Linked DNA regions of Homo sapiens: region 1 is linked to region 2. Evidence: chromatin loops called from intact Hi-C (ENCODE). Cell type or tissue: thyroid gland. All regions are shown on one strand. Links, peaks and the distances in the headings refer to the core of each region. The heading gives the core; the rest is flanking DNA.

Region 1 (4,398 bases), core at 239-4,238, 92 kb after region 2:
CTTGACTATTCTTGCAGCTTTTTATGAAGTTTGAAATTAATTTAAAATAAAATTATCAAAAAACGTTGAATCAGAACAAACTTTTTATAAACCACTCTATTAAATACGTTATGGGTAAATATCTATTGTCCTATATGCCCAACCAATTCACCGTCCCAATATATCCTATCTTCTGTGAATAATATCCTCCTGTGTGTGTTTTTTTGTTTTTGTTTTTGTTTATTTTTTTGAGACGGAGTCTCGCTCTGTCGCCCGGGCTGAAGTGCAGTGGCACGATCTTGGCTTACTGCAAGCTCCGCCTGCCGGGTTCACGCCATTCTCCTGCCTCAGCCTCCCGAGTAGCTGGGACTACAGGCGCCTGCCAACACGCCCGGCTAATTTTTTGTGTTTTTAGTAGAGACGGGGCTTCACCCTGTTAGCCAGGATGGTCTCGATCTCCTGACCCCGTGATCCGCCCGCCTCGGCCTCCCAAAGTGCTGGGATTACATGCGTGAGCCACCGCGCCCGGCCCCTCCTGTGTTTTTAACCTGCTCCTTTTCTTTCTCCCTTTATCTCTGACTCAGAATATTTTATTCCGTGTTCTAGCCATGTGAATGCCATGTCCTTACAAGACATGGCTACAGCTGCTTGGGCTGTGGGTAAACACTCGACCTAAGATGAGCCAATCTAACAATTTCTCCACGATTTTACACTGGGTCACAAAGGAAACCCAAACCTGTTATTCTTTGGTGGTTGTCCTTGTCTGGATTATCTCAAAATCTCACTCTGAAACAAGGATTTGGATTCCATCAGTTTATTTGGGAGCTGATCCCAGGAAGCATGGTAAGAGAGTGTGGAAGTGAGAAAGGGAAAGGAGAAAGCAATAAGAAAAGATGTTCAGTCCTGCTGGGCACCCTCTAAGAGGCCTATAGAACAAAACTCACAATGCACTCCCTGCAGTATAAGGAAACGTATTTATGCACACATTCCCATCATCTGTGGCTGAGGGTTACTCCTGGGCCTATTAACCACCTGGCACTTTTGTCCTACCATCCCAGCCCATTTCCCCCAGCCCCTAGCCAGAGAACGTCCTCAGGCAGAAAGATGTAGGTGCTTGAGGTAGAAGGCCTGGGACCCATAGATGAACAATTCTCCAACAACAAGTGACCTCAGAGATGGGCCGAGGGCACATGTTTAGGGCAGCAGCAGTGTCTGGTACAGTGGTTAACAGTGGAGGACTCAGGCAGTTGTCAGTGGGCCATGCTTCCTGCCACATGGAGGAATCTGGTCTACAGTGACAGGGATGGAGTAAATTTGCAGAGAAAGAAACAGAGACAAAGGTGCTGACAGCAATTGAAGACCTGGTTCCAATTTTTCTTGAGGCCCAAGCCACAGCTTTGCCTGTTCAACCTTTTCTTGGATTCAGTGAGTAAATAAAATCACTTTCATATCTCAACAAATTTGAGTTGAGTTCCTGTCACATAACCAAAAGCCATGTATTAAACTTAAGATATTGTCATCGACATCCCTGTGATGAGATTCCAGTACTGTCACCCTAAAACCCCATCATATAAATATGATCAGAGTAGAGTAACAATTATAAAAACGTCACCTCTAATCTCTGTATTTTTCTCAGTAGCAAGGTTTTCTTTTACTTATTTTTAAGTTGGGACGATTTTTAAATTGCCTCAAATATGTTCTTTATTTATTCATGACTACATATATCTTTGTACAACCAAAACTAATCAGACTTGGTAAAACATTCTCCATCTATCTTGAGGATAATTTTGTGGAACAAGTATTAAATAGTGTCTGTTTTTAGAAAGGACTTGACATTTTTGAAAGAAATGTGTTTACTGGGTATAAATTTTACACTAACTGAAAAAATGTCTGGTGGTAAAAGAAATCTAAAAGGAAGTGAAATACAATTCAGCCTAGAAAAACAACTCAAATAATTTATTTTGGGGGCAGGAAACAAAAACATATTTATTTCCTGATCCTGAAAATACAGCCGTGTTTTGAGACCAAGGAAGATGGATGATTTTAATGTGCAGCTAAGTTGAAAAAAATGAAAAAGAAAAAATATCAAGATATATGCAACACACACGCTTACTTTATAGACAACCCATTAAGAAACAGTCCCCAGCACACATTTTTACATTTCTCATGAGATTTTGGAATTTGTGCTGCAAAAGCATATGTGGAATATGTGCAAGTTAAGACACAGTCGAATCAATAGTACAGGAATGCACGCCATGGGGTGACAGTCATCACCAGGCTGTCCGTATCTCCCACAGGGGCTATTTAACAATGAAGAGTCTATTGTTCAAACTCATTTTTCCTTCCTAAAATAATATTTCAAATGATTATACAGGATATTTTAATATATAAGAAATACCTTAAAAGCAATAATTGTAGATAGTAACAGTTTAAACAAGAAGCTCTGTTTCATGAGGTTTTCACAGACCAGTCATTCTCTTTCCTTTTTAATTTGCATCTTATCTATTTCATTATACACAAACAGGAAATTGAGAGTTTAATTTTGGAAATACAAAATAGCCTTACTAGATTATTTATATCAAAGCAATCATCTGAATAAAATTTATTTTGATAGGTAACTCAAAAGCAAGTTGTTTTCCTGAATTATCAGGAGAGCTCTCAAATTTATAATTCAATGGTCCCCAACCCCTGAGCCACTGACGGTACTAGTCCATGACCTGTTAGGAACCAGGCCGCACAGCAGGAGGTAAGCAGCGGGCAGGACAGTATGACGGCCTGAGCTCCGCCTCCTGTCAGATCAGTGGCTGCATCAGATTCTCACAGGAGCGCGGACCCTACTGTGAACTTGCACATGCGAGGATCTACGCTGCAAGCTCCTTATGAGAAGCTAACTAATGCCTGATGATCTGAGACAGAACAGTTTCATCCTGAAACCATGCCTCACACAGTTTGTCTTCCACGAAACTGGTCCCTGGTGCCAAAAAGTCTGGGGTCTGCTGGAATTCATTCTGTCAGAAGAGATATAGCCTGAATATAATTTTTACTGTATTATTCTTTGAATATAGTGAATGATAAAAGTTAATGCCTACCTCTTATTTTATAGACAGCCAATACAAACATGGTTCTCATTTCTCTTCTTTATTTTCCACTTCTTGGTGCAAGATACCTAGATTTTCTGTTGGAAAACAGTATAGAGTGGTGTTAAACACAGGAGTTCTAGAATCACAATAACTTACCCTCTATATGCTTCAGTTTCCACATCAATAAAACTGGGATCTTAAGAGTACTTTGATTATAAAGTTGTTGTAAGGATCAAATAAGATAAATCTAGTAAAACACTTAGAAAGTATTTGAAAACAGGGTCTTGAAGAAATATTTGTACACCTATATTCATAGCAGCATTATTCACAATAGCCAAAGGTGGAAACAACCCAATGTTTATCAACAGTTAAACGGATTAAAAAAAGAATGTATGTGATATACACATAGGATGAAATATTGTTCAGTCCTAAAAAGGAAGGAGGCTGGGTGGGGTGGCTCATGCATGTAATCCCAGCACTTTGGGAGGCCGAGATGGGAGGATCGCTTAAGGCCAGGAGTTCAAGACCAGCCTGGTCAACATAGTGAGACCCTATCTCTAAAAAACAAACAAACAAAACCCCACAGAAATGGTGAGATTTCTCTTGGCCAGGAACAGTGGCTCATGCCTGTAATCCTAGCACTTTGAAAGGCTGAAGTGGATGGATCACTTGAGGTCAGGAGTTCAAGACCAGCCTGTTCAACATGGTGAAACCCCATCTCTACTAAAAACACAAAAATTAGCTGGGTATAGTGGCACATGCCTGTAATCCCAACTACTTGGGAGGCTGAGGCAGGAGAATCACTTGAACCTGGGAGGTGGATGTTGCAGTGAGCCAAGATCACACCACAGCACCCCAGCAAAAAAGAAAAAAAAAAAAGAAGGAAATTCTGATGCATGCTACAACACGGATGAAACTTGAGAACATTCTGCTAAATTAAATAAGCCAGTCATAAAAAGACAAATACTGTATAACTTCACTTATAAAAAGTTACCTACAATAGTCAAACTCAGAAAAGAGAATGGTAGTTGTCAGGGGATGGGGAATAGAAAGTTACTGTTTAATGGGCAGAGTTGTGTTTTACAAGATGAAAAATTCTGGAGATTAGTTGCATAACAATGTATATATACTTAACACTATTGAATTATACACATAAAAATGGCTAAGATGGTCAATTTTATATGTATTTTACCACAATAAAAAAGAAAAAAATGGAAAACAACTTTTTAATAAGATTTTATTTTACCTTCAAACAAAATCAACTCCCCACTTATGGCATAAAGAGCTTCAATAGAAAAAGGCTATTGTTTTTCTCTTTGTTTTTGAAATTGTCTGATTC
Region 2 (4,398 bases), core at 314-4,313:
ATAAGTTCCATTTTACCTGCTGGGCAGTTACATTCTGAAGGTGCTTCTCTTGCGATTCTTATTTTAGCCATATGTTCATAGGATTTCTGTAGGAAAAGAAGAGTTATTAATAATCATCAGTAGCACTGTAGAGGGATGGAGTCTTTAGGGACTCTGGCCATACGCCTGATTTACCGGCATTTCATAACCTGCATAACTAACATTTACATATGTACTTGGACTCTAGTCAAGAAAGTAACCATGCCTAAGTCCTAAAAAAAGAAAATGACCACTGATAGGGTATCAAGATTGCTGGACTTGTATAACATCTTTCTCCATTCTTCTCTACCACCACTCTCTCCCTCAGCTCAAGCATATGCAGTCAATGTAAAAACCTAGCACTAAAATGTTGCAGTATTAGGTAAGCTGTGGCTTACCAATAACAGCCAATATTTTATACATGAAGGTCAACTGCTTTATTTATCATGCTAGGCTGCAACTACTGCCAAATAGGCTCCCGGCTAGGGTAAGGTTCCAGAAAACCCCCTTACTCTAGTCTAAAGGTACCCTTACACATAACATAGATTCCTCTCAACTCTCAATTCCAAGGGCTCTGCATTCATAAATACCCCGGCACTGCATCCTTTACCAAAAATAAAGCTACTTTAAAAAAAAAAAGTTTAAACTTTTAATATGAAAAGATTCAACGTGTGAAATTATTGATTTTAAATTATATATGACATTATTTTACATTTAAGAGTGATTACCTTTTTTATATATTAATAACATCTATGACCCTAACCATCTTACAACATGTAAAAGATTTAACAGATGCTATCTCTGCAAGAAATATTCTCTCCACAATTGGGTTTGACTTAGGACAACTAAAAAGAGATAAAATGCCCTTTCCGAACCCTTTTAGACCTTCCTATGTGTTTAACACGCAAACATTAAGAGAGAGTGAGGGAAGATTAGAGATAGGGATGGGGACATCAAGGGATGTGCACATATAAATATATGCTACAGTGAGCATAGATCCTTGGCCAACACATGCACGCGCGCGCACACACACAGCCACACCAAGTATGGGTACAGTAAGGGTAGCGGCTAGTCATGCACACAGAGTCACGCTTGTACAAGATGTTACCCACGTGCAAAATACCCCAGCCTCTCACACCTGAGCCAGAAGTCGCTCCACTTTCTCTTGCACCATAGTCTTGAGGTGATCCAGGGTATCAGGCAGCAGATGAATGGAAGGGGCCCCTTTGGCGGATTCGAGAGCGGCGATCCTCGCCTGGAGGTCGTTGGTTTTCACACCCAGGTACAGGCAAGACACCACGGCCACCACTGACAGGAGGGCCGCCAGGACGGCACACGGGGGCATGGTCCGGGCACAATGCTGTTCGGCAGGGGTCGGGTCCTCGGATCTGGGCTCCCGGCCCCCTCCTTTCCCTGCGTGCTTCTTCAGCAGCATCGTGGCGGGGTCGGCCGTCTCGGCTTCGCTTCCCACCCTCTACACCTCAAATAATCCTAAAAGGAAAGAAAAAGGTCGATTCCTCCAAAGTTCAGTCCCTGTGGCTGCACAACTAGTTGGTGGAGTCAAGCCCACGAGCGGATACGGACCCCTGCCTTGCTCAGCGTCCAGACCCGCAGGCGTGCACCATCCCCGCTTTCTTCTCTCCTCCCAGCTGGAAGTGAAAAGCACCCTCCGTCCGGGGACTGGGTGGCGGTGGGGTAAAAAGCAAGACGAAACCCACCCAGACAGCTCTTCCGACTCCCAGAGGACCGACACCTCTTTCGAGGGCCCCAACAGTGGCCGCTCAGGGTCCGAGGGCAACGGCCGAGGCGCCACGCGGGGCCGCGGCTCGCCCTGGCCACGGAGGACCGGACCTGTTGCGCCTCTGTGAGTTTGCCTTATTTCTACCTACTCGGTGTCTTTCGGCACGCCGACCTGTTTCCCACCTGCATTCAGTTCAAGGCAAAAAGGCTGTGAGAGCACGCTACAGCGCAGCGCGAAAGGGGCGACTAAGGTGGAGAAGAGAGAGGAAAACGAAATAAACCCAAGGAACCAATGCTACTCGCGAAGCCGAAGTCGCGGCTGCCCGAAGGATCTCCGCAGCCCCGCGTGCGCGATCCTTAAATACCCTTCGCGATGCTCGCGTGAGTGTGTGTGTGAGTGTGTGAGTGCGCGCGCGCTCCGAGCACGACGTCCCTCCCCCGACCCCCTCCCGGCGCCCGGCGTCCGGCCTGCCGCTCCCGCTGCTGCGCGCCCCCCTTCCGAAGGCAAAGCAGGAGCCCGCCTTATTATCATAATGTATTCACCTTGGCCCAGCCCGCGGGCCGGCCCGGGGAACCCCCAAGGGAGGCGGGAAGCTTGGGTGGGAGCGGGGCAGGAGGTCTGTTATTAGCATAATGTATGCAAATAGCTGGAGCGGCCACCGTGATTGGAGAGGAGCCTGGCGACCCCTCCCCCTGCGCGGAGTAACTTCAGCATCTCCGAGGGCCACCTCTCTGGCCTGGGCCGGGGCCGAAGCGGGGTCGGCTGCGCAAGAGGCGGCAACTTTGGCTTATACTGACTCAGCCCAGCGCCCCCTTTTTATCCCACATAAAAATGGAGAAATGGCCTCCGGGAGGAAGATGTGAAGCGGCACGCTCTATCTCTACTGATCTTCACTCAAAAGCAGCCGCAGGAGCTGTTGCTATCTCGCTGTGGTGCAGCGCTTTTCCCTCCTCCCTCACTTTCCCACATGCCCAGAGGCAAAGTGTCTGGCCGACGTCTGAGGTACATTTCCCCACTTCCCTTCTCTTCCCACTGCAGCCCTCAGATTGTCCAACGAGGGGAAGTTTTCCTTCCCCTCCCCCAGTTTCCTTGTCTTGACGGCACTGAGTCTCCTCCCAGCTCTGTATTCCTAGTCTGTACTAGGGTGCTAATGTGTTTTCCTGATTCCCTGTTTTGCGGGATTGGAAAAGGGAGTGTTGAGGTATACACATTTCTCAGGATTTAGGAAAGGAATGAAGAATGAAGTCAGTTTTTCCTTTTACCTGACTCTTAATGCTGTTCTCTCTGGATCAAATTACAAGGTCTCTAATGGGATTTTGGAAAGTTGGTAACAAGTAGCATTTGACATCTAATTGACTTTGGGGAAAACAGAAATCCCACCTCTTATTCCAAAGAGTTCCTTCTTATCTCCCTATAAAAAAAAAAACCATATATTTTTCCTATTCTCCTTAATTAAGCTAACCTGAAGTCGTTGCTTACTATTGTAAACAGTCAACAAAATACTTCACTAAGTTGGTCTTTCACATGTGTAAACGGATATTGCTAGGTGTGAAGCAAGGTAAGGAAATAACAGCATTAGAGGAAGAAAGAGACTAACATTGGAGGAAAACTCAATGAATTTGGCTATAAAGTCAAAACCATAATTCATTTGTATTACACAGTGGTTCTCAAAGGATGGTCCTAGACCAATAACATCAGCATCACCTGAGAACTTGGACATTAAAATTCTAGGTTCCTACCACAGATCTGAATCAGAAACTGCTACTACCACTACTGAAATAATAATTTTAAAAAAAACAGCAATCTGTGTTTTAACAAGCCCTCCAAATGATTTTGATATATACTACTAAAGTTTGAGAACCACTGGTATAATACTTTCCAAAATATTTTCAAATACTTTTTGTATTTGAACCTCATAACCCTGCGATGTGAGGATTTACTGTTCCTCTTTTAAATATAAACAACGTTTTTAAATAAATTTTAAAACAGATAAATTTCAAGTCACATTTAATTGTGATTAAACATGTTTCCAATAACAGGACCCAAATAATGGGTACAAATATTTTAATGTACAAACTCTTTCTGTAACCTCTAGCTGTTCCTTAGTCTCATTTGCAGGCTTTTCCTCTTTCATTTCTCTGAAAGTTGGTGCTCCTTGGGTCTCTGTCTATTCCATCTTCTCTGTATACTCTCTCCAGTAGAGTTCCCATTACACTGATGAGTCATAAATTCATATCAAAAGCCCAAACCTCTCTCCTGAACCTCAGATCCATATAGCCAGTTGCCTCTTTGTCATCTCCGTTTGGATGTCTCACTCTCATTTCCAATGTAACCTGCAGCTTACCTCCAAATTCTGTCTGCTTCCTCTGTTTCCCATCTCAGCCAATGGAGTTGCCATCCATCCAGTCTCCCCAAGCCAAAATACCCAGTTGCCGGCCCTGACTTCTCCCTTGCCCTCCTCTCCTCATCTATTTAGAGTCCTTCAATAATTCTGGTTGTCCTTAGGACAAAGATCTTACATCTTTCAACCCCCACAACAAAGCCCCCTGTCTACCATCTCACTAGCCTCATTGCTCATTCTTCCTCTCAAACTCTCCACATCAGTTTCTCTGAAGTATGGAGACAATGAGAATAAAGAG

Evidence for each region. A loop is a pair of places that touch in the nucleus more often than their neighbours do. Peaks named below come from ENCODE experiments on the same cell type or tissue, not always from the same donor. Only the 100,000 strongest peaks of a DNase experiment are listed, where the experiment ranks them.
Region 1: it touches region 2 in a loop (2.2-fold over the local background); 8 of 110 quality-filtered maps call a loop at or near these places.

The regions. Positions count from the first base shown.
Region 1 is chr4:109,393,126-109,397,523 of GRCh38, forward strand. No RefSeq gene overlaps it. Among named protein-coding and RNA genes, the nearest start is that of SEC24B, 38 kb to the right of the region's middle. RefSeq lists enhancers at 1-391, 392-892. In thyroid gland, for the core only: no CTCF peak of the experiment used is centred there; no DNase peak of the experiment used is centred there.
Region 2 is chr4:109,300,567-109,304,964 of GRCh38, forward strand. COL25A1 (collagen type XXV alpha 1 chain) reads right to left here and starts at 2,092. Exons shown (of 38, transcript NM_198721.4): 1 at 1,603-2,092; 2 at 1,157-1,509; 3 at 17-86. The coding sequence starts at 1,453. It overlaps COL25A1-DT (COL25A1 divergent transcript), which reads left to right and starts at 2,469. Exons shown (of 3, transcript NR_160939.1): 1 at 2,469-2,761. RefSeq lists an enhancer at 2,164-2,946. In thyroid gland, for the core only: no CTCF peak of the experiment used is centred there; a DNase peak (open chromatin) is centred at 2,345; H3K4me3 peaks cover 1,831 bases; H3K27ac peaks cover 1,364 bases.